Linked DNA regions of Homo sapiens: region 2 is linked to region 1. Evidence: chromatin loops called from intact Hi-C (ENCODE). Cell type or tissue: OCI-LY7. All regions are shown on one strand. Each heading gives the region's core, and the rest is flanking DNA. Links, peaks and the distances in the headings are about the cores only. Region 1 has its middle 30 kb from the start of KLRF1. Region 2 has its middle 47 kb from the start of LINC02367.

Region 1 (12,752 bases), core at 2,348-10,347:
GTCTGGCAAGACAATTAAGCAGGTAATTATGAGGGCATGTAGAACACATCTTGGAGAATTTATTCTCAAGGTGGCATTCTATAAAATTATGTAAATATTTAATCTGAGAAGTGAAAGATGAGACAGTTTTCCAGGTGAATAAGGCAGAGGAAAAACAACAACAACAACAACTTTGTAGACAAGGGTAAAATGTACAAGTCTTAGAGATGGGAGAAAGAATGGTCCACTACAGTGAGACTGAAGAATGGAACAAGAGACAAAGCCAGATTACAGGGTGAAATCAATGCTGTTAAATAGTCTGGAATTATTCTAAGTGCAGAAAGAAAGTAATAAATTCTTATAAATTTGGGACAAATTGCAATTAGATATTAATTTTTGGAAGTTAACAGGTGCAATTTTTGGAAGTTACTCAGTCTAACAGGTGCAAGATGAACTGGAATAAAGGGATACCATAGAGAGATGACTGCCTTTAAGACCAATGCAGTGGAAGTAGAGATGATGGAAAGTTGTTGAATTAAAGACATTACTAGTCATTACAGTCTATGATTTATTAGGTAGGGTCATTTAATCAGAAAAAAATGCAGACAGAGAGTCAAGGATGGCCTTCATGCTTTGATTCCTAAAACTGTGGGCAGTATTCTTTCAAATGAGTCAGAAATTAGGGGGTAAAATTAGATTTAGAAAAGAATCAAAATGATCACTTTTGTTTCTGGAATATGTGGGAGATTGAGTTGGATATTTTAATGGACTTTTGGATATATGCTGCTAGCCCTAAGCAAAGGAGTCTGATCAGGAAAATTTATCTATCTATCTATCTATCTATCTATCTATCTATCTATCTATCCATCTATCTATCTATCTATCTGCATATATGTGTGTATATATGTATATATATGTGTGTGTGTGTGTGTATATATATATATATGTCTTCCTTATCTTTTGATTTAAAAACTGGTTTTCCATTTACAATGGGTGCAATGGTGTGTCTCCACTTTGGACTGAAGCCTCATTGTCTCAGCACCTGGGAGTCAGAAGCTTTCAACTGAATCTTCCTTGTATGGCTCTCAGCTAAACAGAAGTGCCTTCTCAAAGTCACACTTTCTCCCAGTGCCAGATGTATCAAACGGCTGGTTCGTGTGGGAGTATAAAAGCTTGGACTTGTTGCCTTATATCAAGATAAACTTGAAAGGGCACTCACCTCCAGAGCTCCCTATACTGTTAGCTGAAGCCTTTGTGTTACTGCATCACAATTCAATATCTGCCTTTGCCCAATCCTTTCTTTCTCATCCACAGGTACTTAACATCCTTTATGTAATCCTTCATCTGAGAGTCTGTTTTTGAGGAACCTGACCTGTAACACAGCCTGAAGAAATTTGGGGACAAATCCTAGCAAAAAATTGGGATATCATTCTTGATGTATTTATTTTTTGGATGATACATATCATTTTACTCCCTAAGAGCCATACCAATCAATACTACAAAAGAATGAGCAAACGGAATTTCTCTGCAGCCTGTATCTCAACAAGATCTGCTCCTCCAACTCCTTGCATCTGGCATTTTTTGGGGGATAATCATAAGGAATGTTTTGACTCTCTGATAAACACACAGAAATGAACATTTTGTAGGAAACCATAAACATGAGTCATACAGATAAAAAGCAAACATAGTTCTATTTACTGTCATCAGAGTATGTAGATCAATATTTTATTGCATTGGAAGCTTCATCTGCCATTTTTAAAGTAATCATTTCAACCAGGAGGATGGTATATTCTGACTGAAAACCTCCCAGGACCATATTATGTAGGCAAATGATTTTTTCCAAAGAAATAGACAGGAAAGTGGCTGTAAAGACAAAATGTATACCTTTGACTATAGTGGCTAAGGCCGTATCTCTGTGTTTTTTCCATTGACCACATGGTTGGTTTGAGTCATAGGTGTACTGAGTCAAATGGAATTGAATGATAAAATCAAGGAGCACTTTGTATCCAGAAGTACAGCAGAACATATCAAATATTAAATTGATGCATAAAATAGGAAATATCTTTGTTTACCTACATGTTAATACTAAAAAGTACTATTGCCCCATGCTTCACGATGAATATCAGGAAAGTAAGAACCATGGGAGATAAAAAATGAATTAACATAGTCTCCGACCTGTGTGTCTACAGTTGAATTTTATACATATAAGCCTTATAAATAAAGCATTTTACCTGCAAAAAAAGTGATCATAAAATAATATGATTACACAATTACACAAGGTGATAAAAGGAAAAGTTCTAATAAAGGGGCTAAGGAGCCGTGTGATAAACCAGTTGTAGGAAATATACTTCTCAGTCTTGCTTTGGATGTTGGAACGGTTTTTGAATGTCCTGGTTTTAGGAAAACTCACCTTCTACCTTTCTTCGAAACTTCAGAATTCATTTGCAACCAAATAAGGAAGTAACTCCTACGCATCTGTTTCCTATACACGTTTCTCTTCATTTCACCACAAAACTATGTAATTTATAGGAAGTCAATTTAACTTCTTTTCTTAGAAACAAGAAGTTACAAATTTCAAGGGTATTTTTGGAGGTATTGGCGGTTTACAATTTCATTCAAGGTTATTGTCATAGTTTGTTACACTTTTTAGTATAAGAAAAGCCTAATACAAAATATGTCAAACTAGCAAATAATTGAATTAATTTAAAAGAAGATAAAATGAGAACATTAATAAGAAGAATAAATATAGAACCCAACGTACCTTGAATTTCAGTGAAGCAACAAATTGTTTTTCTTAAAATATCTGTGTTTATATGAGCACTAAGTGGGCTGGGATTGTAAAATCCTGTTAGTAACAGCGGAATCACCTTTGTATCATGACAATGATGAAATTACTGTCTCTTGTCACAGCTGTGTGATTTGACTAATATAATTTGGCTTATATAATTCCCCAGCAATTAAATCTACTTTTCTGATTACACTACACCTGCACCTTAATAGGTGTATTTAGCTGGGGAAATAAAAAATCATGCTGAAATGTCTCATTTAAAAAACATAACCCACTTGAAACAGGCTTTTGTAGTTAGTACTGCACCCTAAACTATTCCTGTCAAGACCACCAATGACCTTCATTTTACAAAACTAATGACTGGTTCTCTGTTTTCATCTTGATTTCCATTTCTTTCTCTTTCTGTTTCTCTCTCTCAGTTTGGCTTGCATGAAACTTTTCTTCTATGTCACTAGTCATTTCTCTGAAGAAGCCCTTTTCACCCCTTTGTTTTCTTCTACTTTATCTGCACAAGCTTCCTAGATTATCTCATCCAGCCCATAGCATTAATGCCTTCCATATTCTTACGACCTGTTTTTCAGCTTTGACCTCCTTTTTGCATTCCATATTTGTCTGGCAACCGCTTAGTCACACTCTCTACTTCAGTGTCAAATTGACATTTTGAATTTAAAATGTTAAAAGCTCATCTTCTCATTTTGCCTTTCATACCAGCTTATTCTCCAGCTTTTCATATCTCAATGGTAGTTTTATCACATTCACACATATCAAAAACTCCTGAGACAACTTTGTCCTCTCTCTCCTAAACACAACATCTAACCCTCAGTGAGCAATGCACACAGAATCATACGTCCACTGCGACCACTGTATTTCACATTTCACGCTAACACCAACAATTGCCTGCTATCGTTAACAGTGTTTTAATTGTGATCTTTCTGCTTCTGTCTTGAAGCAATGGTAAAGAACTCCCTGGACCCCCATATTTATGCCTGGACCCTGCTTTGTTTCTTCAAGGCACTTTTCCTCCAGCCGAATTATTAGTATAAGATTGTTCTGTTTGCTGCCTATCTCCCTTCATTTGAATGTAAGCAGCATAAGGGCATCAGTTTTCTTGTACTAATTGCTATATACCTAGTGCCGAGAACATTGCCAGGTGATAGCAGATGTTCAATAAGTATTTGTTTAATTAATACAGACATCGATGTGTACATATGATAGTGAGCGAGAGTGGGTAGATCGAGGATGATTATATTAAAAGATGTGATCAGAGAGGACTTCTCTGAATAATCCAGATTTCTTCTAGATTTCTCATTTGTAAGTATGGTAGTGCTCCTGAGAGAAAAAGGCACTGCAGACGTGATATGCAGATAGCAAGTCCAAGAAGTAAGAAGCAGAAGCCTTCTTACCTTCGTGTACCATATATTCTCTTTGGTTTTACCCTGCTTTGAAAGGTACCGTGACTCTGTACCTCTCAAAATTTCATTTCCAGTGGTCCAATATATACTCAGCCTGAGCTCGCTGAAAAATCTCCAGCTCTTTTTTTCTGGGCAGGTGATATTGGCAGCATCCTGGCCAGGAGGTCTAGCCTGAGAAATAGAACTTTTTCAAATAGCGTGTCTTGTATTGATTCCTCTTGTTGCATCAGTTAACCACCAAACATTTATCATGATTTAAGTTTACATCCTCAACACTTTTCATATATTTTCTACAGGAGAATGGTGGAAATCAAGGAGGGGGAGTATGTCAACCACTGGAATACTGTGAGGACGAACGCATTGGCTTTTACATGGGTTTTAGGAAGAACCACATGATTGACAGTGTCAGTCCACATCCCTTCTGATTATCCACAAATTAAAAATTGAGCTGAGATCTGAATGGTGATTGAATTTGTCTGGGAAGACACTACCATTGTTGTTTTGATTGTCATTATTTAATATCTGTCATTTAAAGACCCCACCATTTTCTTCCTTTAGGAGGAAAAACCATCTTGGCTTTTCTGCTGTAATTATTCTTCTGGATAACTCTCAGAATAATTTTTGTTCTGATTTTGTCAAGGTATTAAATAATTACTGATATGTTGCTATATTATATATTTAATTTTCGGTTTTCTTCTTACCGGGCTTCTCAGAAAAATTTGACGTAATTGATCTTTACTTTTCCTTTATACACTTCCTTCCTTTGGTTGCTAGAGAAGTAGTATCGATAATACTAGTGATATCAACATCACCATCTTTACCACTTCTAATGCTGCCGCTGACTCTACCACTATCAATCTCTTCATGTGAATTACACATAAGGGTTGTTTTGTGTTTCATATTAACTTTCTTAGGTGTTTTCTTTAAAGTACTCATAATTGTAACTATAATATGCAGTTTCCTATGTAATCATTTGATAGTGGAGGATTTATGGTGAATTATTTTCATGAGACTGCCTGAAATTTTATACTCTCTGGTTAGAGATCTTTTGTTAATTTCTTCCCATAAGTGTGTGTGTGTGTGTGAATTTCATTTTAAAGAAAAAATGAGAAAAAATTTATTTCCAGGACACAGAATAAATTGGAAACAGACATACTTCTGTCTGTTTTTTTTCACTGCTCATTTTATTCAATTCAAAACAATATAAACATTCAGATACTCTTTGAGCTGGTTTCAGGATTTTAGACCTCTGTGAATAATTTTTTTTCTTCTTTTTTACGAGTATTCCAACCACATTTTTGGGGGGAGCAGGCATATTCATTTTGCTGTTGAAATTATGGCAAAAACTGCAATGACTTTTGCACCAATCTAATACATGCTGTCGTTTACAATTAGGTAGCTTTCAAAAGGCAGGGGCCGGCGATCAGCCTTTTATGCATCTAATCTTGGGTAACAAGGACTGGCTGTAATGAACTGTAATGATAACTCCATTATAACTTCAGCTAAAGTATGTGTTGCATATTGTTTTCTTCGTAAATGTTAAACAGGAAGTAAGCATCATTTAGGACAAGGAATTCTCAGAAAAAAAAAATAAACACCACATTGAACGTTTACACAAATTTTAGTGGAACTTACTTTGGCGCAATGCCTAACAGAGTAAGTTACTAACTCTCTTTTTTATTCCTTAAAGAAAGAAAGAAAATAAATGAATTTACAGTAATGTTGGAGTTTTCAGGCCTATTGAAGATTTGGGATAGATTGTGCTAGAACAGATTGACATTGACAGATTTCAAGTTCCTTTTGCAAGTTATTTTACTTTGTATTTTAAAGAGGCAATATGTTTATAAAGCAATCAAATTAGCCTATTTGTGGCATATAAACTTTTTATATAATAAAGCTGGGAAAAAGAAACTCTAATTTCTTTACCAGCTTGAGGGCAATTGACTCTAATACAAGAGGGTTCCTAATCATTAACATATATGTTTATTTGCATTCATAAACTTGAAATGCATATTCAGTTGTCTTATTTGGTATTTAATAGTAGGGGGATATCCTAAATCAAAATTACTTTAATTTATATAATTGTAATCATTTCAATGTTTTTGGAGGGGGAGATAATCCTAAAAACTAAAATTTAAAAGATGAAACTATTCATTATTCCTGCTGTATAACAGATGGTGAATGCAGGCACATAATAATAGGCAGTGTGGCAATACTGAGCACAATGACCAGATCAGGACAGATGCTTAAAAATATTTTAAAAAAATAATTAGAGTAATTGTTTTGTATGACTCGAAGAAAGAATCGGGTTAAATAATAGAGGGCACAGGGCCAGCGAATTAAAGCACATCACTTGATTTTGTGTTTCAAATAACTGCCTTGGAGTAAATGAGCTCCTCAGACCAATTTCTGACACAAGGCCTACACCTCACAGCCTTCCTGTTCTTCTGCATTCCTGCAAGGGCTCTTGCACGTAGACCTTCAGTTCGCTTGTGAACTGTTGCTCTCTAGTGGTGGTGTGAGGCCTTAAGGAAACACCTGCTACTGTGTGGTCAGGAGGTAAAGTGCTGGGCTCTCATATTGTCCTCCCTGTAAACACCTTCCTTTCTGCGTTTGGACACCTTCACCAGATTCTATTTTCCATTTGATCATTAGTCAAACACTTATTAGACAAACAAGTGGGCCAGAAACTGACAGATGTTAGAAATACACAAATAAAAGTTATAGACTCTTCTATTTCATGTGTTTCATAAAGTATTAATGGTATATAAATTAAAAAATAGAAATTAGGTAAGAATAACCTCCATCACCGATATTTGACATTTCCTTTCTCAATTATAAATCATTGATCTTAAGTTATTGTTCTTTCAATATCTGAAACATTCTAGGTATTAAATTGATATTGAGTGAGTGAATGAGTGAAAGAATGAATGCGTGTATGGTAGAAGCTATTTTGGGGAAAACGGTCTTCAATGCTCAGGTATTATTAAGAGCAAAGCTGCTTTCTCTATCTATGTAGTGTTTATGACCAAGAGAAAAGGCTTAGATATATGAGCAGAAACAGAGGATTTTGCAGTTTATTTTCTAAACTTTGGTCTTTTGTACTTTATGTGAATGTTCAATCACATGGTTTTAATATATTTTTCATATATGTTTCAACTTTGTATGATGTGAAATCACAGAAATTATATCATCTGTTGTATTTTATTATATAATATCTATTTTTTGATCCCATAGAAGTACCAGGGTGTTTTTTTTTTTCCTTTCAGGGGTCATTGTTTGCATAAAAAGAAAAAAAAAACTAATTTAACTAGATATTTAAGTGATTTGCAAAGCAGTGTGTTTCCAGCTGTTGAAGGACTAAGGTTTTAAGAGAGTATAGAACCGATTGTACTACTCATTAGTCTAGGTAAAGCTTGTGTGGAGAAACAGCTCCATGAAGTCAGATTTGAGGCCTCTAAGTCCTAGCCCCAGAATTTTACTATCTCTAGGTAACTTTGGAGAATAATATGATTCTTCTTATGTTTCTATTCTTCGTTTTCAAACAAGGTTAACAATCTAAGCTGCAACTAAAGTGTGATAAGAGGTTCTAATGATATAATGCATGTAGAATACATGTAGAAATCACTTCATGTTTGAATTACCACTACCAATGCTCAATCAGAAAAAGTATCTTAATATCCACCTTTGTCTTGTCAATTTGTTCCCTTTCTGTTCTATCAGATGTAGTTCTAGAGATTTCTAAGCCTTGCCATCATACACTTTTTCTCTATATTTGAGCTTAGCCTGTATTGTAAATATAAAATCCTTTGAGGCAGTTGAAGCTTTTACTAATATCTTTATTCTCCAGTATCTAGCACATTAGCTGACAAGCAATAAGTTCTTGATTTATTAATTTATAATGTATAGGCATTTAATATTAACTTTTAAAATAATTAGACAATGAATATATAAATTCAGAGCACATATCCATTAAAGGCATGTAAGCAAACACATTACAAACATCTATAAGAAAAGGGCCCCATAATTATTTAAAAAAGTGATTATGTGATATTTTATAGTTTTGTGCCTCAAGAATATATTTTTTGCAGCTCATGTATTTTTAATATGCACACTTTTTATTTAAATCTTGTATTTTATTTAAATCTTTTATTTATTTAATTATTTAAACTACGCATTTTAAGGGTCTTCCATGCCTTTTCATAGCTTGATAGCCCATTTCATTTTAGTGATGAAGAATGTTCCATTGTCTGAATGTACCACAGTTTATCCATTCACCTACTGAAAGACATCTTGGTTTCTTCCAAGGTTTGGCAATTATGAATAAAGCTGCTGTAAACATTCATGAGCAGGCTTTTGTGTGGACATAAGTTGTCGACTCATTTGGATAAAGACCAAGAAGTGGGATTACTGGATTATATGGTAAGAATGTGTTTAGTTTTCTAAGAAACTGTCAACATGTTTTCCAAGTGGCTGTGCCATTTTGCATTTCAATCAGCAAAGAATGAAAGTCCTATTGCTCCACATCTTTATCAGCATTTGGTGTTGTTCATATTTTGGATTTTGACATTTCTAATTGGTGTGTAAATGTTTTCAAAGAAAATTTTAAATTTCAATAGCTTTTGGAGTACAAGTGATTTTTGGTCACATGGATGAATTTATATAGTGGTGAATTCTGAGATTTTATTACACTCATCAATCACCCAAGTAGTGCACTCTTTACCCAATATGTAGTTTTTTATTCCAAAACCCCTCCTATTCTTCCCCTTCTGAGTCTCCAAAGTCCATTATATCACTCTGTGCGCCTTTGTATACTCATAACTTAACTCCCACTTATAAGTGAGAACATATAGTAATTGGTTTTTCTGTAATAGCATGTTTTAATGTGAAATTACCTAATGACATATGATATTGATCATATTTTAATAAGGTTATTTTCCATTTGTATATCTTCTTAACAAGGTATCTGTTCAGATCTTTGGCCCATTTTTTAATCAGGTAATTCATTTTCTTATTGTTGAGCTTTAAGAGTTATTTATCTATTTTGGATTACAGTCCTTTATCTGATATGTCTTTTGTTAAGTATTTTCTTTTGGTCTGTGGCTTATCTTTTCATTTTTTAAAAAATTTTATTCATTTATTTTTAAGTTCCAGGATACAAGTGCAGAACATGTAGGTTTGTTACATAGGTATACGTGTGCCATGGTGGATTGCTGCACCTATCAACCCACTATCTAGGTTTTAAGCCCCACATGCATTAGCTATTTGTCCTAATGCTCTCCCTCCCCTTCCCCCCATCCCCTGACTGGCACTAGTGTGTGTTGTTCCCCTCCCTGTGTCCATGTGTTCTCATTGTTTAACTCCCACTGATGAGTGAGAGCATGCGGTGTTTGGTTTTCTGTTCCTGTGTTAGTTTGCTGAGGATGATGGCTTCCAGCTTCATTCATGTCCCTGAAAAGGACATGATCTCATTCTTTTTTATGGCTGCATAGTATTCCATGGTGTATATGTACCACATTTTCTTTATCCAGTCTATCATTGATGGGCATTTGGGTTGGTTCCATATCTTTGCTATTGTGAATGGTGCTGCAATAGACATATGTCTGCATGTGTCTTTATAGTAGAATGATTTATGCTCCTTTGGGTATATACCCAGTAATGGGATTGCTGGGTCAAATGGTATTTCTGGTACTAGATCCTTGAGGAATCACCACACTGTCTTCTACAATGGTAGAACAAATTTACATTCCCACCAAGAGTGTAAAAGCATTCCACTATCTCCACAGCCTCACCAGCATCTATAGTTTCTTGACTTTTTAATAATCGCCATTCTGAATGGTGTGAGATGGTATCTCATTGTGGTTTTGATTTGCATTTCTCTAATGACAAGTGATGTTGAGCTTTTTTTCATATGTTTGTTGGCCACATAATGTCTTCTTTTGAGAAGTGTCTGTTCATATCCTTTGCCCACTTTTTGAATGGGATTGTTTGTTTCGTTCTTGTAAATTTGTTTAAGTTCCTTTTAGATTATGGATATTAGACCTTTATCAGATGGGTAGATTGCAAATATTGTCTCCCATTCTGTAGGTTGCCTGTTCACTCTGAGGATAGTTTACTTTGCTGTGCAGAAGCTCTTTAGTTTAATTAGATCCCATTTGTCAATTTTGGCTTTTGTTGCAATTGCTTTTAGCATTTTCATCATGAAGTCTTTGCCCATACCTATGCTCTGAATGGTATTGCTTAGGTTTTCTTTTAGGATTTTTATGGTTTGTGTTTTCTGAGGCCAGAATCATCCCGATACCAAAATCTGGCAGAGACACAACAAAAAAAGAAAACCTCAGGTCAATATCCCTGATGAACATCAATGCAAAAATCCTCAATATCATACTGGCAAACTGAATCCAGCAGCACATCAAAAAGCTTATCCATCACAATCAAGTTGGCTTCATCCCTGGGATACAAGGCTAGTTCAACATATACAAATCAATAAATGTAATCCGTCACATAAACAGAACCAATGACAAAAATCATATGATTATCTCAATAGATGCAGAAAAGGCCTTTGATAAAATTCAACATCCCTTCATGTTAAAAACTCTCAATAAACTAGGTATTGATGGATGTGTCTCAAAATAATAAGAGTTATTTATGACAAACCCACAGCCAATATCATACTGAATGGGCAAAAGCTGGAAGCATTCACTTTGAAAACCGGCACAAGACAAGTATTTCCTCTCTCACCACTCCTATTCAACTAAGTATTGGAAGTTTTGGCCAGGGCAATCAGGCAAGAGAAAGAAATAAAGGATATTCAAATAGGAATAGAGGAAATAAAATTGTCTCTGTTTGCAGACAACATGATTCTATATTTAGAAAACCCCATTGTCTCAGCCTAAAAACTCCTTAATGAGCCCAAAAATCAATGTGCAAAAATCACAAGCATTCATATACACCAATAACAGACAAGCAGAGAACAAAATCATGAATAAATTCCCATTCACAATTGCTATGAAGAGAATAAAATACCTAGGAATACAGCCTACAAGGGATGTGAAGGACTTCTTCAAGGAGAACTACAAAGCACTGCTCAAGGAAATAAGAGAGGACACAAACAAATGAAAAACATTCCATGCTCGTGGATAGGAAGAGTCAGTATTATAAAAATGGCCATACTGCCCAAGGTAATTTATAGATTCAATGATATTCCCACCAAACTACCACAGACATTCTTCACAGAATTAGAAAAAACTACTTTAAATTTTATATGGAACCAAAAAAGAGCCCGTAAAGCCAAGACAATTCTAAGCAAAAAGAACAAAGCTGGAGGCAGCATGCTACCTGACTTCAAAATATACTGCAAGGCTACAGTAACCAAAGCAGCATGGTACTGGTACCAAAGCAGACACATAGACCAATGGAACAAAACAGAGACCTTGGAAATAACATCACACATCTACAACCATTTGATCTTCGACAAACCTGACAAAAATAAGCAATGGGGAAAGGATTCCCTATTTAATAAATGGTGCTGGGAGAACTAGCTAGCCATATGCAGAAAACAGAATCTGGACCTCTTCGTTGCACCTTATACAAAAATTAACTCAAGATGGATTAGAGACTTAAGTGTGAAACCCAAAACCATAAAAACCCTGGAAGAAAACCTTTTCATTGTTTTGACAGTATCTTGGGCAGAGTAGAAGTCTTTAAGTCTTTAGTTTGAAAAAAGTTCAGTTTATTAATCCTTTCTTTCATAAATCATATCTTTGGTGTTGTATCTAAAAAATTCTCATACCCAACATCATCTAGATTTTATTTTAAGTTTTATTCTATGAGTTTTATGGTTTTGTGTTTTACATTTTTTCATAAAATTTATTTTGAGTTAATTTTTGAGAAGAGTACAAATTCTGTCTGTTTTTATTTAAAAATTTTTCTCTTCTTCTTATTTTTTGCTTGTGGATGTCCAGTTCCAGCATCACTGTTATAAAGAAGATCCTTTGCTCCTTTGTACTCTCTTGCTGCCTTGTCAAAGATCAGTTTACTGCATTTATGTGAGTCTACATCTGGGCTGTCCATTCTGTTCCCTTGATCTGTTTGTCTTTTCTTTAGTTAACAACACACTCTTGATTACTGCAGCTTTATACTAAGTCTTGAAGTCAAGTAATGTCAGTCCAAATTTGTTCTTCTCTTTCAATATTGTGTTGGCTTTTCTGTTTCTTTTCCCTCTCCATATAAACCTTAGAATAACTTTGTTGATATCCTGGAAATAACTTGCTGGGATTTAACATTTTGAGGCATTGCCAAACTGTTTACCAAAGTGGCTACACCATTTTACATTCTCATTAGCAAGGTAGCTAGGTCTGATTTTTCTCCATCCTTATCAATACTTGTTATTGTCTGTCTTTTTTATTATAGCTATCCTAGTGGGCATGAAATGATATCTTATTATGGTTTTCATTTGTGTTTCTTTAATAACTATGTTCTTGATAATCATTCATGGCCTTTTTTCAATTTGTGTCTTTTATGTCTTCTTGGGAGAAATGTCTTTTCAGATCTTTTGCCCATATTTTAATGGG
Region 2 (12,752 bases), core at 1,913-9,912, 480 kb before region 1:
GGCGGCGCCCGCTAGGATTTCCAGTTGTCCTCTTCTTCCTCTGCCTGTGGCTGCTGGGGGTTAGCAGACACGGTTTGTTGTCTGACATACGGGCTCTCTCCTCCCGGCCCCTCACCAGCCCCAGAGGTGAAAAGGCTGGAGGGCAAAGGCTGAGTGAGGGAGGTCTGTGGGGAGCACTGGTTTCCCCAGGCCCCAGAGACTTAAACACAGGAAGAAAAAGACAAGAGAGAATTAACGATGCCACAGCCCATGGCAGACAGCGGCCCTGCCTCCTACCCTTGCGTCTCAGGACCAGCTTGTTGAAGAGATCCCACATCAGTTCCCTGCCTTGGCTTACGGCTCTCACTGCAATAGGAAAGCCACGGAGTGGGGTGTGGGGTTCAGTCACATTGGACCCCCGGCTCCGTGTTCCTGTCCCCTGTAGTGTTTTTGTTATTAGACCCTTTTTCCTCCTTGGTTTAGGAATGGGGGCCCCAGGGCCACCCTTGTCCAGGCTCCCTCTACCGTAGAGGTGAGAATTCCAGGGCGCTACAGTTTGAAAACCACTATTTTATGAGCCAAGTAGAACAAGAAATGACAACTATTAAAAAGAAATAAGGGATTTCTGACCAGCTAACAACCCCACAGAAAATCTGCCAGGGATCCAGAAATGAGACTGAGGTGGCCTCAGAGAGTGGCTCCCTCCTGAAGGGGATGCTGCTGCTGTCATCCTGCCCGGCACCTTGGACTGCAGTGGGCGGGGCCTGGGGTGGGGATGAGGGTGCACTGACCAGCACCGCAGCAGCTTGGGGAGGTTGGGGTGCTGTTAACATGCCATCTTATAGGTCGGAAGTGGAAATGGGAGAAAGTGTGGGGTGCCTAGGGAAGGAGGTGACTGAGTAGGGAGCCTGGCTGCCATCCTAACACACAGCTCACTGGGCTTGAGAGACTTGAGCCTGGTGCCAGGGCAGTGGGTGATGCTGGGGCCCAGGCTGGCACCATACTTGAGGTCTGCCAGGCAGGTCAGGTAGGATGGCACATCGACCTTGGGGACTTGGCCCAGGTCTGGCGTGTAGAAGTAGTTCTCCGGGACACACGGGATTAGGTAGGGACATGTGAGAGGTGACAGGGACCTGCAGGAGCAGCTAGCGAGACCTCATGTGCACCCTGCACAGCTGTGGTGGCATAAGGGGTTCAATAGAGCCTCTCCTAGAGAGGAGCCTGGCAAGGCCCCCAGCCCCTGCCCCTGCCCCTGCCCCTCCCGCTCCCTGTCCACCTGCTGCTCCAGCTGCTCTCTCATTGATGGACAAGGGGCACTGAACAGTTTCTTCTCTGTCTCTGCCCCCAGCATCACATGGCTCTTTGTTACAGCACCAGCCAGTTGGTCCGGGAAGACAGACTTCTTGTATCTACAGGGGCAACGTGGAGGTCAGGCAAGCCAGCACCTGCTGTCCTGGGACCATGTTCCTGACCTACCTCTCCCATGTCATCAGGGACACTGCACTGAGGGGTCCCAGGCCACCGAGCCAAGCCACCCTGGTCACCTTCTGGCTCCCGCCTCTGTGCTGCACCTGAGTGTGATGCCCTGGGACCCCCATTAAGTCAGGCTGAGTCTTGCACCCACACCCTGCGACTCCATTTTCTGCTACAAAGGATCTCTCTGATGTTGACGAGCAGCATGGAGACTTGGGGGACCCCCCCAAGCGCCTCCTCCATGTCATCCTTGGGCTCCAGCTTGGCGCTCACACACACAGGAAAGGACTTCAGCTTCTCCTGGGAGGGCTGGGTGGCTGAGGGGTGGTGGATTTTGGAGTTGGACCAGCAGCTGGCCTAGAGGCTACTGGGGAGGAGGGAGCAGGGAGCACCCACTGCTGATCCAGATTCACTCCTTCCCTCGCCTCTGTCATGACCCCAAAGAAGCAGATCCTGAACCTGGGCTCTTGTCTTCACCTTTGTTCTCTTCCACTCTGGGGTAATTAAGAATGATTTGCTGGCCAGGCGCGGTGGCTCATGCCTGTAATCCCAGCACTTTGGGAGGCTGAGGCAGGTGGATCACAAGGTCAGGAGATCAACACCATCCTGGCTAACACGGTGAAACCCTGTCTCTACTAAAAATACAAAAAAATTAGCCGGTCGTGGTGGCGCGCATCTGTAGTCTCAGCTACTCGGGAGGCTGAGGCAGGAGGATGGCGTGAACCTGGGAGGCGGAGTTTGCAGTGAGTGGAGATTGCGCCACTGCACTCCAGCCTGGGCGACAGAGTGAGACTCCGTCTCAAAAAAGAAAAAAAGAATGATTTGCTAATTATGCAGGCAGCTGATCCAGTGCTGTGTAACCTTGGGGGCCACCAGATGCCAATCAGTAGAATGGGAGAGAAGGAAGGATGGAGGAAGTGAGGACAAGGGGCAAGGAGGAAGGTCTGTCCACCTGTCTCTTTTGTGCAGGAGGTGTCCAAGCAGGAGGAGCACGTCACATCCCCACTGAAAAAGCCCACAGAAAATGAAAAGCCCACATGCTTGTCCATTGCTGCAGGATGGGGGCAAGTGGAGGGGGAGAGGTGTCGGCGCTCCCACCTTACTCCCAGTCATGGCTGACTCCTCCCTTTCCTTCGTTCTTGTTCCTAATCTGTCACCATGTCCTGTCGTTTTCTTTGTCTCACCCAACCCTCTGTGCCTGCAAATCCCCTGACTGCAGCCTCATCCCTGTCACCTCCTGACTGTAGTTGGTGACAGAAGAGGAGGCTGCACCAGTGAAGGAGCAGGGACTCCAGGTCTGGCAACAACCAGGGATGGGGCCGGGTGGGGGTGACTTGGACCAGGAGAGGGGCCTGAGTCAGGCAGTCACATGCTTCATGCTGGGGTCCCCCAAGTGAGGCACAGCCCGGGGTCCCGGGAAGAAGACCAAGCCTCATTTCAGGTTGCTTGTGGCCAAAGACAGGACCTGTGTACCCAACAACCCCTGGGACTTTTGCAGGAAACAGCAAACACCATTCGCTCACTCGAGTTAGATAAACACTGAGCGAAAAGTCACTGGAGCCCAAGGACTGTGCGGGGTCAGTGCTGCCGATACAAGAACCGCAGCCCTCCAGCTCGGCTCCCTCAACGGCCTGCGCTGCAGCCACACTGGCCTCCTTTCAGGTCCTCCACCTCAGGGCTGTAGCTCATGTGCTTCCTTCTTTCTGGAATGTTTTTCCTGACCTACCCACTCACCGTGAGATTTTTACCACAAATGCTATTTCCTCACATCCGCCTTCCCTGACCCCTGAGACCAAGCTAGGTCCCCCATGATGGGCCTCGCAGCACCTCATCTCCCCTCCACAGAGGCGGTGATAACCCACAGAACCCAGGGCCACGATCCCTGGCTTTGAACCCTGGCTTTGCCACTCGGCCAGATCTCTTTCTGTGCCTCAGTTTCCTCATCTATAAAATGGATAACAGCAGCGCCTGCTCATAAAATGTGGCAAGGATTAAATGAGTTAACGCACTCAGATCAATGGTGGAGCAAGCTCCATGATACATGAAGATTAGTGATTACAAAATACTATAAATAGGCCTTATCACAACTGTAATTAAATAACTGATCATTAATTGGTTATTTAGGTCTGTCTCTCCTGCCAGAGTGTATACACCAGTTGGACAAGGACGCTGCCTTATTCATCACTGGATCTATAGTGATTTGCTCAGTGCCTTGCACACAGGCACTGTTGGGTAAATATTTTCTGGCTGCAGGAAAGAGTGAAGGACTAACCTCCCCAACCCCCCTCCCACCCCCGCCCCTTGCTACCTCGTGGGAGGAAGAGCATGAATTGGGAGAGCAGAGCCACCACAGGAAACCAGGAGGCTAGGTGGGGTGGAAGGGAGTGAGCTCTCCGGCTCTCAGGAGCGAAAGCTTCCAAGTTGGGCTCTCCCCTTGGCCCCTTCCACCCAGGAAAGACAGCTGGGTCCGCCAGGACCAAGAATCCCCAAAGGGGCTGCTCCCAGAGGTTGTGTTGCAGGGACTGGAGAGAGGACTTCCCAGTACAGGGGGTGGCCCTCTGATCAGGTGGGGGTGGGTGGCAGCAGAGCATTTGGTAGGAGGTCAGGAGCTCACAGGAGATGGGATTCTGCCGATGCCTGCTGAATGAATGAGGGAGGGAGACGGCAGGACCAGGGACTGGGGAATTGGTACTAAGGTGCTGGGTACCTGCCGGGCACTCTGTCCATACATGATCTCAGTTCAGCTCTCCACCTTGGAAACACAAGAAAGGAGCCGTGGCTGCAGAGAAAAACAGAGGCTGGAAACAGGGGTACATGGGCAGGGTGGTGGTGGTGAGAGAATTGCCTGAATCAGCTGCCAAATGGTGCCCAGGTTGGAAAAGCAAATGTGCACACATGGGTTCTTCCCACTCTAACCCTGAGGAATTAGAGGCCTGCTTCTGACACAGACTGGGCAGTGGCTAGTGACTCTAGGTATAGAGTATCCAGGCCCTGCTCACCCAGGCTAGAGCTTAGGGAGCCAGAAGGAAGGAGGTGCATGTTGGGGTGCAGGACAGGAGGGAAAAATACTCGAATTGCAAGGTGAGGGCACAGTCTATTTATATTGGGTTGAATTAACTCCTCCCCCTGATGCCACTAAAGCAGGAATCACACTGCAGATGGCACTGATTTGATTGGCAAGAGACATGCCAGGAAGAATATTAAGGGACCGGACCCCTATAATTAGGCCTAATCATAGCCTGTTGTTTGAAAAGGGCATGAAGGACATTCATCAGGCCTGGCACTGTGCCCTAGACCTGCTCTCCTGGGTAGTGGGACCCTCCGTGGCAACAGAGGTGTGGGTGGGCCTGGGTGAGTGTGGCAAGAAATGCCTCGGAGGCTCTATTTGGCCTTAAAGTGCTGTGTGACCTTGGATAAACTGCCCTCTCTGAATCTCTGGTCCTTTCCATTTCCCATTCTCCAGGCTGAGAACTGCACTGTGATATATGGTTATTCCCATAATAATAATGTGTGTATCATGCATAATGCACTGCACCTCTTCACCACGCTGGTGCCCACTCTTCTGCTCCCCCTGCCGGATTCCTCAGCCCCTTCTACCCTGATGGTTCTCTCCTTTCCTCCTCAGGCCAGCACTTCCCATGATCTGAGATGTCCGTCCTCCTTCCTCTTCAACTTTTTCTCCAGCAGTGAGTTCCTCCTCCTAACTGAGGCTTCCAGGAAGGATATCCTCTGCTTCTCAGACCTGAACCTGCCTTGAATACTCATGAGGACCCAGGAGCTACTCCTCACCTCCCACTTCTCTTCCCTCCTGTCAGATAACCAAGGCACGGCCAACTGATCTCCAACCATCTGAGGAACCCAACCGTGTGAGACCACCCACACCTTTCAAGAATGTTCCTCCCCTCCCCTTCTTTGTATTTATACTGATGCAAATTTGCTGGCCATCTTAACTCAGTCCTGTGCCTCAGTTCTCCCACCTGTAAGATCAGGAGGAGGATAAAGATGTAAGACTTTCTGCACACGTTTTAAGATGAATTCCTTGTTACCACATCTGAGGGTGTCTGTGTTTACTGTACTATCCACGTGAGAGGATTGTACAGACACGAATCTAAACAAGGAAGTAGCAAGTCCATTCAAGCATTAAGAGGCTGATTAGTGGTTTATTCATTCTGTCTGCAAGCATCTACTGATCATCTATTCAGTGCAGACCATTATCACAACAAAGGTGAATAAGACACTATGCAATAGCCAGGGAAACAGCCTCAAAAACAGTTAAACTCTAATCCAGCCATGAGTACAATGCTAAGGAGGGACAAATTCCCTTCTAGGGCTAGGGAAGTCAGGAAAAAACCTCTCAGCAGAATGTGTGCCTCTCTACCAGGCCCAGGGAGAAGGTGCAGAGACAGCATTCCAGGTGGGGAGCAGTGGCTCACACCTATAATCCTAGAAGTTTGGGGGGCCATGGTGGAAGAATCAAGACCAGCCTGGTCAACATAGACTCCTGTCTCTACCAACAAATATATATATTTTAAATTAGCTGGGTGTGGTGGTGCAGGTCTGTAGTCCCAGCTGCTAGGGAAGGATGAGGTGAGAGGATCATCTGAGCTCCAGGAGGTCAGTGGAGGCTGCAGTGAGCCATGATCATGTCACTGTACTCCAGCCTGGGCAACACAGTGAGACCCTGTCTCAGAAAAACAAAACAAAACGAAACGAGAGAGCATCCCAGGTAAAAGGAACAGCTTGAACAAAGGTACGTAGTGAAACGGCAAGTGGTCTTGAGTGGTGGGGACACAGTCATCCTTGAGGAAGTACCAGGAAAAAGAATGATAAAGAGAGGCCAGTTTGTGAAAAACACCCAAAACCAAGGCTAGGAGTCTGGTCTTGAACCAGGAATGAAATCCTTAGACCTGTGCTGTCCAGTGTGGTAGCCACCAGGTACATGCAGCCACTCAGCACTGGAAATGTGGCTAGTCTAAATTGAGATGTGCTGTCAGTGTAAATACACACCGAATTTCAGACTTAGGAAAAAAGAACATAGACTATCTCATTAAAATCTATATTGATTACATGCTAAAATGACCATAATTTGGATACATTGGAGTAAATGAAATATATTGCTAATTTCTTCTGTTTCTTTTTTTTTTCAACTGAGTCTTGCTCTGTTTCCCAGGCTGGAGTGCAGTGGCACAATCTTGGCTCACTGCAACCTCCACCTCTGGGGTTTGAGCAATTCTTCTGCCTCGCCTCCTGAGTAGCTGGGATTACAGGCACCTGCCACCATGCCCAGCTAATTTTTGTACTTTTAGTAGAGACGGGGTTTCACCATGTTGGCCAGGCTGGTCTCAAACTCCTGACCTCAGGTGATCTGCCCGCCTTGGCCTCCCAAGGTGCTGGGATTACAGGCATGAGCCACCACGCCCAGCCTCTCCTATTTCTTTCTATGTTAAAATCACATATGTGATTTCCATATTTTTCTTTTGTTTTCTTTTTGCCACACTCAGTGTCCTGTGATTCCAAAGAAATGAATCCCAGTTCTTTTCAGGCAGGAGCTATCCTAGAATGGATTCTGGCGTAAGCATCAAAATCATTCATAACATTATCATTTTATGGCCCCTTCGTTCTGTATCTGGTAGCTCTTAAACTATTATCATGAAGATAATCATTATTGTGCCTCTCTCAGCAGATGGTATTTCCTTATGCTACAATGGTACTACAAATATTAGCTCATAATACCCATGTATGTTAGAACCATTCTAACACCTTCTCAAGAACTATTCCATTTAACTCTTAATCACAGTGAATTTATTATTATCTCCTATGTTACATAAGGAAATGAAGTTGGAAAGACCACATGGCATTTTTTTTCAACATTGAAACCCTACTTGAGATCAAGCCCAAACTTGAACCTATGTTGTCTGACTATAGAACTTCTGTTATTTATCAGTATGTTTTATTATTTTTATACATTAAAATTGAAGATCTTGGAGTTTAAAAATTTTTTTAGTACTACCGATTGTAAGACCCCTTTTTATGATACTTTGTCTTTATGTAAACCTAAACTATACTTTTTATATATATATATATATATATATATATATATATAGACAGAAAAACAGAGAGTCTTACACTAACCACCCCCCCCCCGTGTGGTCAACATTTTTGTTACTTTAAGATACACCACCCCAATTAACTTCACAACAAACTTTGGAGTCATGTAATACTATCTATTTTTAGGAATGAGAAAATCCAGGCACAAAGGTTAATTGGCAATTATCTTTTGCAAAGTCTGTGGTGCTCATCTGAAAAGATGACGATCACTTCTTATTTAGTGGAAAGACAATAAATAGTTGATAAGTAATAGTCTTCCATCAGGGAGTTTTGTAATGAGAAACCCTGACTCCTCAGTTCCCCAGTGGATGACTGCAGTTCACTCTCGGTCTTTGCTATTGTGTTACCTGCTTATCCATTTTGTTACCTTTTAATGCATTACATAAATGCATAAATATTCTTTAATAATGGTGCTTTCCTCACATCTATGCCATCCGTGTTCATCAAGATCTTCTTTCAGTTTCTTTGACAACTAAAACTGTACATATGTATTGTGTATGGCGTAATATTTCTACTGCACAGCATTGCTTTACACAATGTGGTAAAAACTATGGACTCTCCCAGGAAAATGCACACACACCGTACCCCTGTCTCATAAGGCAGTTTATAGTTTCAAAGTGCATGGAGCCCGTCCTGCACACCATTCTCCCACACCCCGCTCCAGCGCCTCTCCCTGAGTTACAGACCTCACTGTGGGCCCCCGGGGAACCAGCGCAGAGGTTTAAGCGGTGTGGGGTCAACTCCAAGGGTCAGGAGTTGGCAACTGGTTGGTTCCCCATATAATTGATGCCCCCGACACAGCATCTCCCCGAACCAATAATAGAAGCTTCTGACTCCTTCGCCCACCCTTCTGACTTCTTCTTGCTTCTCCCATGGAAGCAGGTGTGGGAACCGCTGAGCGGAACACCCTCCCCCAGCGGGAAATCCGGGACACGCAGGAGCCTCAGTGAATCCGACCATTGTCTCATCTCACCAGGCAGGTGCCTCCTCCATCCTATGTGCGATCAACTTTATTACTACAATTATTAATATAAAGCTGTTGTAACCAAGTGGGTAATAGAGGAACGCCACACTTTGAGACTAATTCAGGAGTTCTTTATTAGCCAGCGATCGAGAGACGGCTAGCGCTCAAAATTCTCTCAGCCCTGAAGAAGGGGCTAGATTTTCTTTTATACTTTGGTTTAGAGAGGGGAAGGGGAGCCTAGCTATAGCAATCTTATAGAAGTAAAACAGGCAAAAAAAAGTTAGACAAATGGTTACAGGAAAACAAATGGTTCCAGGTGCAGGGGCTTTAAATCCATCACAAGGTGATGGGTGCAAGGGCTTTGGGTGCTATCTACTGGATACAAATGCAGGGGCTTAGGATACTATCACCCGAGCGAATTCCTGGGAACTGCGGACATAACTTGCCACAGGACCTTATCAGTTAATTGCACTCTGATGTGCTGGGAGTCAGCTTGCACAAGTTAAGTCCTTGAGGAATTGGGTGGGCAAGGAGCTGCAAGTGAAGGAGCCAAAATGGAGTTTGTCTGGCTCTCTCAGCTAAGGGAGACTCAATTCAGGTTAAAACAAGGTAGCATATCATATTCCCCACTTGTTACAAGAGGGTTATATTGGACTTTAAGATATATAAGTTTGACAGAAGCTATGTGTTGCTTTATAAAGTTAAGAAACCAGTTTTAACTTACGAGGTTTGAAGACTAAACAAGAGGAGGAGAAAGGGGTCCCGCCAATCCAGTAATTAGAGTAGTTAGTCATGGATTACAGTTAAACATGCTTTGGTACTAGGGGGTGTTATGAATTTGAGCAGGAATGCTGTCCACTTTCAGAGCCGTCAGTGTGGTGAGGATGACAGTATGAGGTCTTTTCCAGGCAGGAGTGAGTCCTTTTTTTTTTTCTTTTGGAACTTTTTAACATACACCAGGTCACCCGGCTGGAAAGAGTGGCAGAGCCCCGTCTGGTCAGGAACTGGGTTGGGATGAGCTCCCCGGACAAGCGGCTGGATGATGTCTTGTACCTGTTGGAGAGACTGCAGGTACTGTAATAAATTAGCTTGTGAGATTTCTGCTAAATGGGTATCCCTTAGCTTAGGCAAGATAGGCGGAGCCCTCCTATACATGATTTCAAAAGGTGAAAACCTAGCCCGGTAAGGAGTGCATCTCACTCTAAGAGGGGCTAAAGGAAGGAGTCTCACCTAATTTTCACCGGTCTCTAAGATCAATTTTGTAAGAGTATTTTTTAGGGTGTGGTTCATGCGTTCTACCTGCCCAGAGCTCTGGGATCGAGAGGCACAATGGAGCTTCCATTGAATGTTTAGTGCCTTACTGACTGACTGAGCTATGGACGAGGTGAAGGCCGGTCCATTATCAGACCCTATGGCAGCAGGCAGCCCATGTCGAGGGATGATTTCATTGAGTGAAAACCTAACTACCGTGGTGGCAGTCTGGCAGTCTCGTTCTTGGTGGCAAATGCCTCAGTCTATCCAGAAAAGGTGTCTAGTAGTACCAGAAGGTATTTGTACTCTGCCTGGTGTGGTTTTATTTCTGTAAAGCCAATTTCCTACCTTCTCCTGGCGAGCCTCCCCGGAGGCGGTGGCCTGAGCTGGGTTTAGGACCTTGCTTGGCGTTCACCTGGGCACAAGCTGCTTGGTTCGCTAAGTCCTGAAGGTGGGGGATCTTGAAACGGCTCCTTAGAAGCTGGGCCAGGTTTCCTCCTTCTAAATGGGTGGTAGAATGCAGACGACTGATTAAAGTTTCCCCGAGAGCTTGGGGTATGAAGATTCCGGAATCAGGAAGAATCCACCAATCTTCCTGATTTTTACTGGCCTGAAGATCCAAAGCCTATTTTTCCTCCTCTGGGGAGTATTCTGGGTGATCTGGTAAGTCAGGTTGCGGAAAGGACACTGCAGGCAGCAGAGTCAGAGGCGTGACTGGGAGTTGAGCTGCCTCCCAGGCTGCAGAGTCTGCTCTTTGGTTACCACAGGCAATGGCCATGTCTTCTTTTTGATGTCATTTGCAGTGAATTACAGCCAGCTGTTGAGGGAGCCAAACAGCTTCAAGCAGGGCCAAAATTTCTTCTTTGTTCTTGATAGCCTTTCCTGCTGAGATGAGTAGCCCATGCTCTTGGTAGATGGCTCCATGTACATGCACAGTAGCAAAAGCATACCTGCTGTCAGTGTGAATTTTAATACGTTCGTCGTTACCCTATCGGAGGGCCTGAGAGAGGGCAATCAACTCAGCCCTCTGTGCCGAGGTACCTGCTGGCAGTGCTTGGGCCCACAGTATATTCGTCTCCGTAGTGATGGCAGCACCAGCCTTTCGAACTCCCTGCTCAAGGAAGCTGCTACTGTCTGTAAACACAGTGGCATCCGCCTCCTTTAAAGGCACGTCTTGGAGATCAGGTCGGCCAGTTTCCGTAGTCTCTAACAGTTCTTGGCAGTCATGGACAGGTGTGGTAAGGTCTGGGTCAGGGAGCAAGGTAGCTGGATTTAAGCATCTTGTGGGAGAGAAAGTTAAATGAGGCTGATCTAACAGTAAACTGTGATACTGCAGGATGCGGGCATTTGACATCCATTTGCCAGAGGCACTTCATAGTAAAGTGTCTACAGCATGAGGACCTGTAAGGGTTAAATTTTGGCCCAGAGTCAGTTTATCAGCTTCCTGGACCAGGCTCGCTGTTGCTGCTACTGCTCACAGACAACTTGGCTACTTGGTGGAGGCCACAGGGTCTAGCCTCTTAAGACAAGTAGGCTACCGGACGTCACCATGGCCCTCCACTGTGGCGGTCACCGTGGGCTGCTGGGGGCCAAGAGAGAAGGAGCCCCGGTCTCGTCAGTCATCAGACTCCTCCGCTGCGGGGAGGGTGAGGACTTAATTTTTCTTTTCTGGTTTTTCCTCTGGCTTTAATGGGCATTCTTTTTTCCAGTGTCTAGTCTGCTTGCAATAAGCATGTTGGTTTTTCTCCAGGGGAGCCTGCTCGCCTTTCTTGCCTTTCTGGCGGGGACCTGGGGTTCCCTGGCCATTCCTCTGTGATGGGGGCCTTTCCTTCTTGGCTTCCTGGATGGCCGCCACTAAGATTTTCGCATGTCTTTTGGATGCCTTATCGGCGGCCTTTTCAGTTGCCTGAGCTGCCCGTTTTCGCTTTTCAAACTCTCGATTGTCAAAAACTTTCTGGGCTATCTCTAGAAGTTGGCTAATGTTCATTCCAGCAAATCCTTCCAGTTTTTGTAATTTTCTTTTAATATCAGGGCCTGCCTGAGCCACAAATGCCAAATTAATAGCACAGCTATTCTCGGGAGCCGCCGGGTCAAAAGGGGTGTAACTCCGGTAGGCCTCCTGGAGGCGTTCCAAAAACGCCCCCGGTGGCTCATCAGGTCCCTGGACAACTTCAAATGTCTTAGACAAATTTATGGGTTTTCGAGCAGCTCCTTTGATACCCGCAAGGAGATACTGGTGAAAATCATCTAAAGCTCTCTTCCTGCCTGAGGAGTTTGGATCCTAATTAGGCCGGGTAGAGGGAAAACCTCCTCTAGGAGGTTATGAGCTTCCTCCTCTGGTCTACCGTCTGATGTAAGGAAATATTTTCTGGCCTCTCTTCGGGTACGTTCCTTCTCTTCAGAGGTGGAAAGGGTTAAAAGGAGCTGTTGACAGTCCTCCCAGGTGGGCCGGTGAGTCCGGAGCATGGACTCCATCAGTGAGGTCAAGACCTGGGGCATTTCAGAAAAGGGGGGGTTATGAGTCTTCCAGTTGTACAGGTCAGAAGTAGAGAAGCGGACATAAACTAAGAATGGGCCTGAGTGCTTATCGCCCGGAGGGACTTGTGCCTCCTCAGCGGGAGGAGGGGGGCTACCTCCTCCTGCCGTGGCCGCGATCAGGAGGCAATAGGTGGAGAGCCCACAGGGGAGGTAGTGCAGGAGACAAGAGAACATTCTGAGGGAGCAGGAGGGTTATAAGGCGGTGGAACTGGGTGAAGGAAACTTTCCTCTTCCTCACAAGGAGGCAATACAGGAGGAGCCGAGCCGGCTGAGGGTCGAGGCGAAAGTGAGGTCTGGCTCAAAAGGACCTTGGAGGTAGAATTATGAATGGCGCATGAGCGGAGCCGTGGAGGAGGGCTCCGGACCAAACTCAGCCATTGATCAATGTAGGGAAACTGATCGGGGTGACCGGGAGTTCCAGCAACAACCCGCCACACAG

Evidence for each region. A loop is a pair of places that touch in the nucleus more often than their neighbours do. Peaks named below come from ENCODE experiments on the same cell type or tissue, not always from the same donor. Only the 100,000 strongest peaks of a DNase experiment are listed, where the experiment ranks them.
Region 2: a loop joins it to region 1, with 2.5 times the contacts of the local background. A loop is called at or near these places in 8 of 110 quality-filtered maps.

Annotation. Positions count from the first base shown.
Region 1 is chr12:9,791,530-9,804,281 of GRCh38, forward strand. It overlaps a transcript of KLRF1 not described here. Among named protein-coding and RNA genes, the nearest start is that of KLRF1, 30 kb to the right of the region's middle. RefSeq lists an enhancer at 6,525-6,624. In OCI-LY7, for the core only: CTCF peaks have their summits at 6,701 (motif pointing left) and 6,907; DNase peaks (open chromatin) are centred at 2,492 and 6,672.
Region 2 is chr12:9,314,392-9,327,143 of GRCh38, forward strand. No RefSeq gene overlaps it. Among named protein-coding and RNA genes, the nearest start is that of LINC02367, 47 kb to the right of the region's middle. In OCI-LY7, for the core only: a CTCF peak has its summit at 5,041 (motif pointing left); DNase peaks (open chromatin) are centred at 5,450 and 5,570; H3K27ac peaks cover 717 bases.